3 separate regions of the Mus musculus genome follow, and regions 2 and 3 are each linked to region 1. A link is a loop called in an ENCODE intact Hi-C map of the cell type or tissue named here. Cell type or tissue: left cerebral cortex. All regions are shown on one strand.

What was found. A loop is a pair of places that touch in the nucleus more often than their neighbours do. Peaks named below come from ENCODE experiments on the same cell type or tissue, not always from the same donor. Only the 100,000 strongest peaks of a DNase experiment are listed, where the experiment ranks them.
Region 2: a loop joins it to region 1, with 9 times the contacts of the local background. A loop is called at or near these places in 2 of 42 quality-filtered maps.
Region 3: a loop joins it to region 1, with 11 times the contacts of the local background. A loop is called at or near these places in 2 of 42 quality-filtered maps.

Annotation. Positions count from the first base shown.
Region 1 is chr7:95,760,043-95,762,542 of GRCm38, reverse strand. No RefSeq gene overlaps it. Among named protein-coding and RNA genes, the nearest start is that of Gm39049, 14 kb to the left of the region's middle. In left cerebral cortex, no CTCF peak of the experiment used is centred here; a DNase peak (open chromatin) is centred at 1,092; H3K27ac peaks cover 391 bases.
Region 2 is chr7:95,686,644-95,689,143 of GRCm38, reverse strand. No RefSeq gene overlaps it. Among named protein-coding and RNA genes, the nearest start is that of Gm39049, 88 kb to the left of the region's middle. In left cerebral cortex, no CTCF peak of the experiment used is centred here; DNase peaks (open chromatin) are centred at 56 and 1,193; H3K4me3 peaks cover 443 bases.
Region 3 is chr7:95,852,460-95,854,959 of GRCm38, reverse strand. No RefSeq gene overlaps it. Among named protein-coding and RNA genes, the nearest start is that of Gm39049, 78 kb to the right of the region's middle. In left cerebral cortex, no CTCF peak of the experiment used is centred here; DNase peaks (open chromatin) are centred at 349 and 1,347.

The sequences.
Region 1 (2,500 bases):
CCTGACAAATACAGAGGTGGATGCACCCAGCCAAACATTGGACTGAGCGCAGCATCCCCGATGGAAGAGTTGGAGAAGGGACCGAAGGAGCTGAAGGGATTTGCATCCTCATGGAGTGAGCAAAAATGTCAACTGGCCAGACCCCCTGGTTCCAGGGGACTGGACCACCAAGCAAAGAGTACACATGGAGGGACCCATGGCTCTGGCTGCATGTGTGGCAGAGGATGGTCTTGTTGGACATCAGTGGGAGCAGAGGCCCTTGGGCCCGAGTGTGTTTGATGCCCCAGTGTAGGAGAATGCCTGGGTGGAAAAAAGGGAGTGGTTGGTGGGTGGGGGAGCACCCTCATAGAGAGAGGGGGAGGAGGGATACGATAGGGGGCTTCTGAAGGGGAGACCTGGAAAGGGGAAAACATTTGAAATGTAAATAAAGAAAACGTCCAAAAAAAAAAACAAAAAACAAAAAACAAAAAACAAAAAACACACACAGACAAAAAAAGAAAAAGAAAAAAGAAAAGAAAAAGAAAGAAAGAATGAAGCCAGGCATGTTGCTTCATGCCTGTGATCACAGCCCTAGGAAAGTTTGAGACAGAAGGATTGCTACGAGTTATAAACCACACCTGAACTTGTATGAGACTTGTCTCAAAAACTCCAAAGCAGTAAAATAAACAAGTGAATAAATACAAAATGCTAAATTGTCCAAGGTAAGAGCAATATTTTAGAACTGATTGAGGGTTTTGTGCATGGGAGAAACGTCTCTGCTGGATGGGTCCCCAGACAGGATGTCAGAAAGGTGTGGATGCTATGCAGCCCACAGTGTCTCCACTGATCAGATTGTCTTTGGTGCCAAAGAGGGACTCTCTGGAAATGTAAAACACAGGCCGTCAAATTATGATGCCTCAAACCCAGCTCTGCAGTGTGGTGTATGGCTCAGAGTGAATGCATCTGCTAGTAAGCACGTGGGGAAAATTGGGCCCATAATCCCAGCCATTATGTCTATACCGCTGCGTGCGCAGTGACTGCTCTTAATTACCATGCGCTGTTCTTTTCATACTCTGGAAATGGACTGAATGGACCACAAAATGTATTTCAAAAGGCAGACAATCTGTGGTGAGAATAGAAACCGCCTTTATCTTTGTACAAAGAGGCATGCATTTCGCGGACGTGGGAAGATGGGGAAGATGATTTCGTCTGAGGTGGAATGCTGATTAGGAAAGGAGCATGGTCTGTTTGTTGTGTTTGGGAGGGCAAGAGGAAGAGGGAAGGGAGTGGGAGTAGAACAGCCAGCCCAGTGGATGTTTTCTTGAACCCCACACCAGAAGCCCAGCACTTGGGGTAGCAACTGCTCTTTGCCTACCTTTCCTATTGAGAGGAGTTGAGGGTTGCCCAATGGTTAGTATTTTATAAGTGTTGGCAGTATGCCAGAGGAGACATCTCTACAGTATGTGGATATGTGTCTTGTCTTTTAAGACACCAAAGGAAGGGTGTTTTATGGCACTAAAGTTTAGGGAAAACGTGTATGTTAGTTACTCGGCTAACAGATGCAATATCAAAGCCAACTCCTTTAGATCTCTGGAAGGTACTGGAACAAAATACTAAGGTGTGTTACCGAGTTATTTAACTTCAGTTTCCGACTTTCTAAATATATTTAGTCAGAACACAATCCACACTCTCCAGGACAGGTTAGCATACCTTATTCATAATCAAGGCACAGGAATTGAGACCTCTGGAATTTGATGGTGGTTTTGACACTTGAAGATGAGATTATTGTTTTAGTTTATTCAGCTAGCAAATGAAGATGATGGTCCTTTTTAGAAATCTTGTTATACAGAGATGCTTGACACACACACACACACACACACACACACACACACACACACACACACACACACACACCAAGTGCTGTCTTTACCAACACTGCCACATATGATGTATTAGCTGTCATGGATAATGTCTGTTTTCCCTTAAATTTTGTATGTTGCAAACTTATCTTGAAGAACAAGATTTGTATTTGTGTTTGAAGGTGAATGGTTATGAGCAGGTAATTATACTATAAGGGCGTTTCTCATGCATGGTACTAGTAGCCTTATAAAAGAGGCCTAAGGGAGTCTAGTTACCCTTTCTACCACGTGACAAGACAGCAAGGCAACACCTATAAAGCAGAAATACCCCGTTGCTATGCAATGACTCTATTGGTACCTTGATTTTGGGTTTCCCAGTCACAAGAATCATGGAAAAGGAATGTCTGTTTTAGCAATTTTACCCTGGCTGAGGTATTTTATTGTAACAACCCAAGCCAGATAGGTACAAATGTAACATTATTGTATCTCTTCACAGTTATGTGGACCTAGGAAAGCCTTGATTTCACTCTCCTGTGAGCTAGCATTTTCTCTTATGATGACAACCGAGTTAATTGACCCTGAAAACCACAGTGATGTTAGTGTTCTAGTTCTTAAGAGTTCTCATGTCTTTATAAAATGTAGGTATTGTTAATTGATTACCG
Region 2 (2,500 bases), 73 kb after region 1:
TAAATACTTTAAAAAAAATCGGAACCATGATAAAGTCTAAGCTCCAGCAAAGAGAAACGGGCGCCTGTTTTATTCCGCATGGAAGCTGTTGGGGGTGGAGGTGGTAAAAGTTGGCATGTCGGAGAGACCTCAAAGGCGCACTAGTTGTCGAGTATACATGAAAGAACAAAATGAAACCTTCCTGGAGCAAGCGATTATCAGATTTCAGACCCATCACAAGGCTTCTACGGAAGGGTCAGCACCTTCCCTTGTTCCGGACAGACAAAGAATGTGTGACAGGCAGATCGATACTGCAGCTAACTAAACAGCTGGCTAATCACAGCCCTGACTGCACACAAAGCTCAGCCTGAAGACAATGAAATAAAAGTGCCTTTTGAGAGATTTCTTTTTCTTTCCTTCTTTCTTTCTATTCTTTCTTCTTTTGCCCATTCAACATCCTGGTGAGTCCCTCTCTCTCTTTTCTTTTCGGTTTTCTGTTTCCACCCCTAACTGGATGAAATTGATGCTGAGTTCAAATGTAAAAGAAGAGGGGACATTCCCCTTACCCAAGGTTTCGATTCATTCACTTGGTGTTGGGGGGTGGAGGGGTGATGGCTAGCTGTGAATGCAGGGCAGTGGAGCAGGTTGAGGAGCACTCTGAAGTGTCAGCCCCCTGGGGATGATGAAGGAGGCCCAAATCAATTGTCATTAACTAATTACTCTTCTCCTTTTGTCAGAGTAAATTGGCTCATCCGATGTGTTTTCTAAGTGTGTCAGGTGAATTGCATTAAAAAGGGTAAACAGCTCTCTTTTCCAGGACACTGTGGAAAATCGTAACAGCTTAATTGTCCTGCTGATGAGAGAGGCAGTACTGTGTAGTAATTAAGAGTCAGGGCGGGAAGGCAGGGTCTGAATGGAAGTTTCTTCTATCATTTCCTCCTGGTGGGGACCTCCAGGGAGTTACTCACCCTCTACACTGGAGTTGCCTCAACTGCAAAATGAGGATAGCAGTAGGCTTGGTGTGGCAAACTAGAGACGATAATACAGTATTTCCCCCTAATCTGTGAGGGTTACTCCCCAAGACCCCCAGGAGACTGCCTGGGACTCACAGTGCTAAGTTTTGCACACTGTTTTATTCATATGTGTACACGCTCGAATTGAATGTGATTTTCTTCTTATTTAGCCCAGCTCATTACAGCACCATGGTTGTGAGTTTTGCAGGGACAGGAGGCATGGTAGCAAAAATAACCCAAATGTCTTTTTTTTTTTTCTTCACAGTTTCAGGGAGAGAAGATTCACTCTGACCATACACTTGAGCAAGCTCAGCATTTTTTTTCTTTTTCTCAAGTCAAGAATTTTCACATTGTCACTGAGAGGAAGTATGTTACCTTTTTTTTCCTTTTCTTTCTTTCTTATATCCATAGTACCAACATGACCACCCTTGCACACTGGGGCCATTGTTAGGGAGAAAAAAAAATCAAGATTATTTGAACACCAGCACTATGGTACCATGACAGCCCATCTGATAACTATGCAGGTTGCTATGTTATTAGCAGATGAGCAGCTGGATAGTGCAAACCATATACATATGATAGACAGAGGCACAACGCAAGTCCTGGACAATATGGAGTGGGGAGTGGAGTCATTTAAACCTTATGAATTGGGTATTTCTGAATTTATTTATTTAATATTTTGGAAGCAATTTGATTTTGACCATGGGCAGCTAATCACAAAGAGCAAACCAAGAGAAGATCACTGCACAGATTTTATAATATAAATGAAAGAATCAGCCCTGTAGAGTTCAAGTGTGGTGACAGGCACATAATGAGATAATGCCTTATTGTCTTGACATACTTCCTCCACTATCCCCTTTGGTGGGCTTTTCCTGCTGGTCTTGGAAATGCCCAAAAGGAAAATCTGACTTCCCATGATTGGGAAGGGAAAGGGATGACCTTATTTTATGAATATGCCACTTCCCTCCTAACTATTCATAGGAACTAACAAAAGAAAGGCACACAAACCCGGGAGTATTCTTCACTCTACAATGTGCAGGGTCTCCAAAACCTCTCATTCATTGAGTGACATTGAGAATTCTGGCGTCTTTCCCGAAGAGCTTTATGGCCAGGAAACACTCCACTGTCCATAACGTTTATTAATTGTCACAAAACTCAGTGAGAGAAAACCTTTGTAATTCTATTATAGAAAGAAGAGAGACATGAAGCTGAGAGGGATCTTACTGAGCCGTGCAGTCAGTAACATATTGCAGATACATTCCAGTCAGAGTCTTTCATCAGATCTGTTTAATTTGCTTCACCGTTTCTTTGCTGTGTGATGTTGGACAATTTGCTTCACTTTTCTGAACTTCAATCTCTTCCTCCATCAAACCAATATAACCCTGCCTACCTGGGAGAGCTGTGGTAAGGGTTATCAAACTAATGAAATGAAAGGTTTAGCAGAAACTTTAGATGTAGCAAGTATTTAGGGACTGGGACTCTCTACTTGTATTGCTGTTATATTTGCA
Region 3 (2,500 bases), 92 kb before region 1:
TTTTATACTCTTGAGATGTTTAGCCATAGGATATACAGCCCTCTATTTCTTCTCTCTCCTTGGTCTGTAGACTCAGCAGCCTTGGTGCCTGACATGTATCAACCTCAATAACTATTCTGCACTAGTGATCATTATTTTTAAAGCTTATTCCTATTTAAAAAAATGTTTGACGTTCTGTTCAACACAATGTGGTGCAGGGGTGTTTTGAGATAGTCAACAATTAGAACATACAATTAACCATCCAAACAGAAGAGATCTGAATCTTTGAACAGGACGGGTTGGAGTAACAGCTGTACAGAAGCTTCGGGGCAGGGCTACAGTATTCATAGCAATATACTAGTTGCTAGCAATTAGTTGGGAGAAAGGGGAAGAGGGTAGTGTGGAGCAGAACAGCTGCTTTTGCAGCTGTGAACAAGAAGAGTCAGGCTGAATGCGAATCTAACTTCTTCATGGAGGGCATTGTTTCAGCAGGAAAAGGGTCAGCCATTTGAGACTTCCACAGGAAGAATGGCCAGCTAGTTGTACCCTAGCTGCTGAGCAACTATCAAAAGTCTAATCCTGACAACGTTGCTTCTGGGAAAACTTGGTGTCTGCAATAAGGAAACAGGCATCAATGTGTGTAAGAAAAGACAGTGGTGCACTAGGCCAGGAGTCAGAAGCCATATCCCTAACTTGCTGTTTTCTGGCAAGTAACATCACCTCTCGGTTTTGCTACCTCACAGACATCAGTAAGGCAGTTTGCACCACAAACAGCATACAGCCTATAGGCAAGCCTTTGATTCATGCCAGCATCTGCTCCTATTCCTCTTGGTAATGATTTCTTTATGATGAGGCGATGATAACCATCCTCCTGCTCATTTCAAGGGTAGTCATAAGGACAAGGGAGTTAATGGATGTGAACACAGTTTGAAATCTGTCCAAATGTGAGGGCATGGTAATATTACATACTCCAAAGGTGGAATGATTCAAAGGACTCTCAGAGGCATGTGTGACCTCTGAGCTGTTAGGTTTCCTACCCCACTGGCCATCAGAGGATAGATGCCTAAAACTCCCAACAGCCAAGAGTACCAACTCTTTAGCTATGCTATATTTTCCTGTCTTCCCTGAGTATTGCCACTAACAACAGACCCAACCTGTCTTTCCCTGCTTTGGGCCTTAGTGGCTCCTTTGCACCTCTGCTCTGGCAGTTTGGTGTCACTATGAAGTCAAGCAAGCTAGCCATGGATGCAGCACAGTGACATTGTGGCAGATGACCTGATGACTAAGAGAGTTACTGAGTGACTCATGCGCAGGCAGCGTGGGCATGCTGGACAAAGAGCTGACTCACATCTGAGCCGGGACAACACAGGGTTTGCTTGTGCAGATTAGCATGGTCACCAGTCTAAAGTGTAGGGTTTGTTTACTTTGGAAGCTCTCCATCTAATATTTTTGGAAGGTGGTTAGTCACGGGGAAGTAAAACTCAAAAACTGGAGATGCAGGAAGAGGAGGTTACTTTGGTACAGAATTCCTGCTGCCAACCCACTCAGCCTCTGTGTAGAATTCCTATGTAACCAACAGAACATTTTTAAGACATCAGCGTTGTCCAGTGAGGTCCACTGTGCATGCAGTACACGGTAAAGCTCAGTCATGTCAGTTTATCCTCAAGGAAGTGATATACACTTATTTTAATTTTTTAGATTATACTAGAATTACATTATTTCCCCCTTCCCTTTTCTACCTCTCTCCTTGCTCTCTTTCAAATTGTTGACTTTTTTTGTTGTTTCTATATGCTTAGATATTTACACCCACATATATAGTCTTAAATCCATAACTGTAAGCTCTTCTGTCTATACAGTATGACTTATATGTATGTGGTCAGGGTCAGTCATTTGGTATTGGATAACCAATTGTCATGCTCTTTCCTGCGGAAGATGTTTACATTCTCAGCAGTTCTTAGTTGCTGCAAGTTCTTTCAGACCTCGGGTCTTTGCTCCATCCCCTACCGTGTTTCTATTGCTGTTTTCACTGCCCAGCTCATGTTTATAACTGGCAGCAGGACACAGTAAACCATCAACAGCATCAAGGATCATAACGGTAATCATGACTCATGCTAGGAACTTCATAGCCACACGGAGTTGATGCCATGCTTTTGGATGTGTGGGCCATTTTCTAACAGAGGCTCAGAAAAACCATGATGAAACTCAGATGGTGAGTTAGTAATACAAGGAACAAGGAAGGGCAGTGTTTAGCTATTGCTCAGGCCAGGACTTTCCTAACGTCCATGTCCATTATAGCAGATATAAAGTCTAACACTGAGCCTGAGCGTTCAGTTTTCCATTTTGGGTAACTGAATCTAAATAACTTCCTTAAGAACCCAGAGCAGTAGCTGGCTTTTTATCGAGGACACCTAACTCCTCATAGAAGCTACTGAAGGTGAGCGGGCATGTTCTTCTCATTATTCTTAGCTATTGATCCCTGTTGGTTTCTTTCATTGATCTTATCATAATTTATCTTATTGGG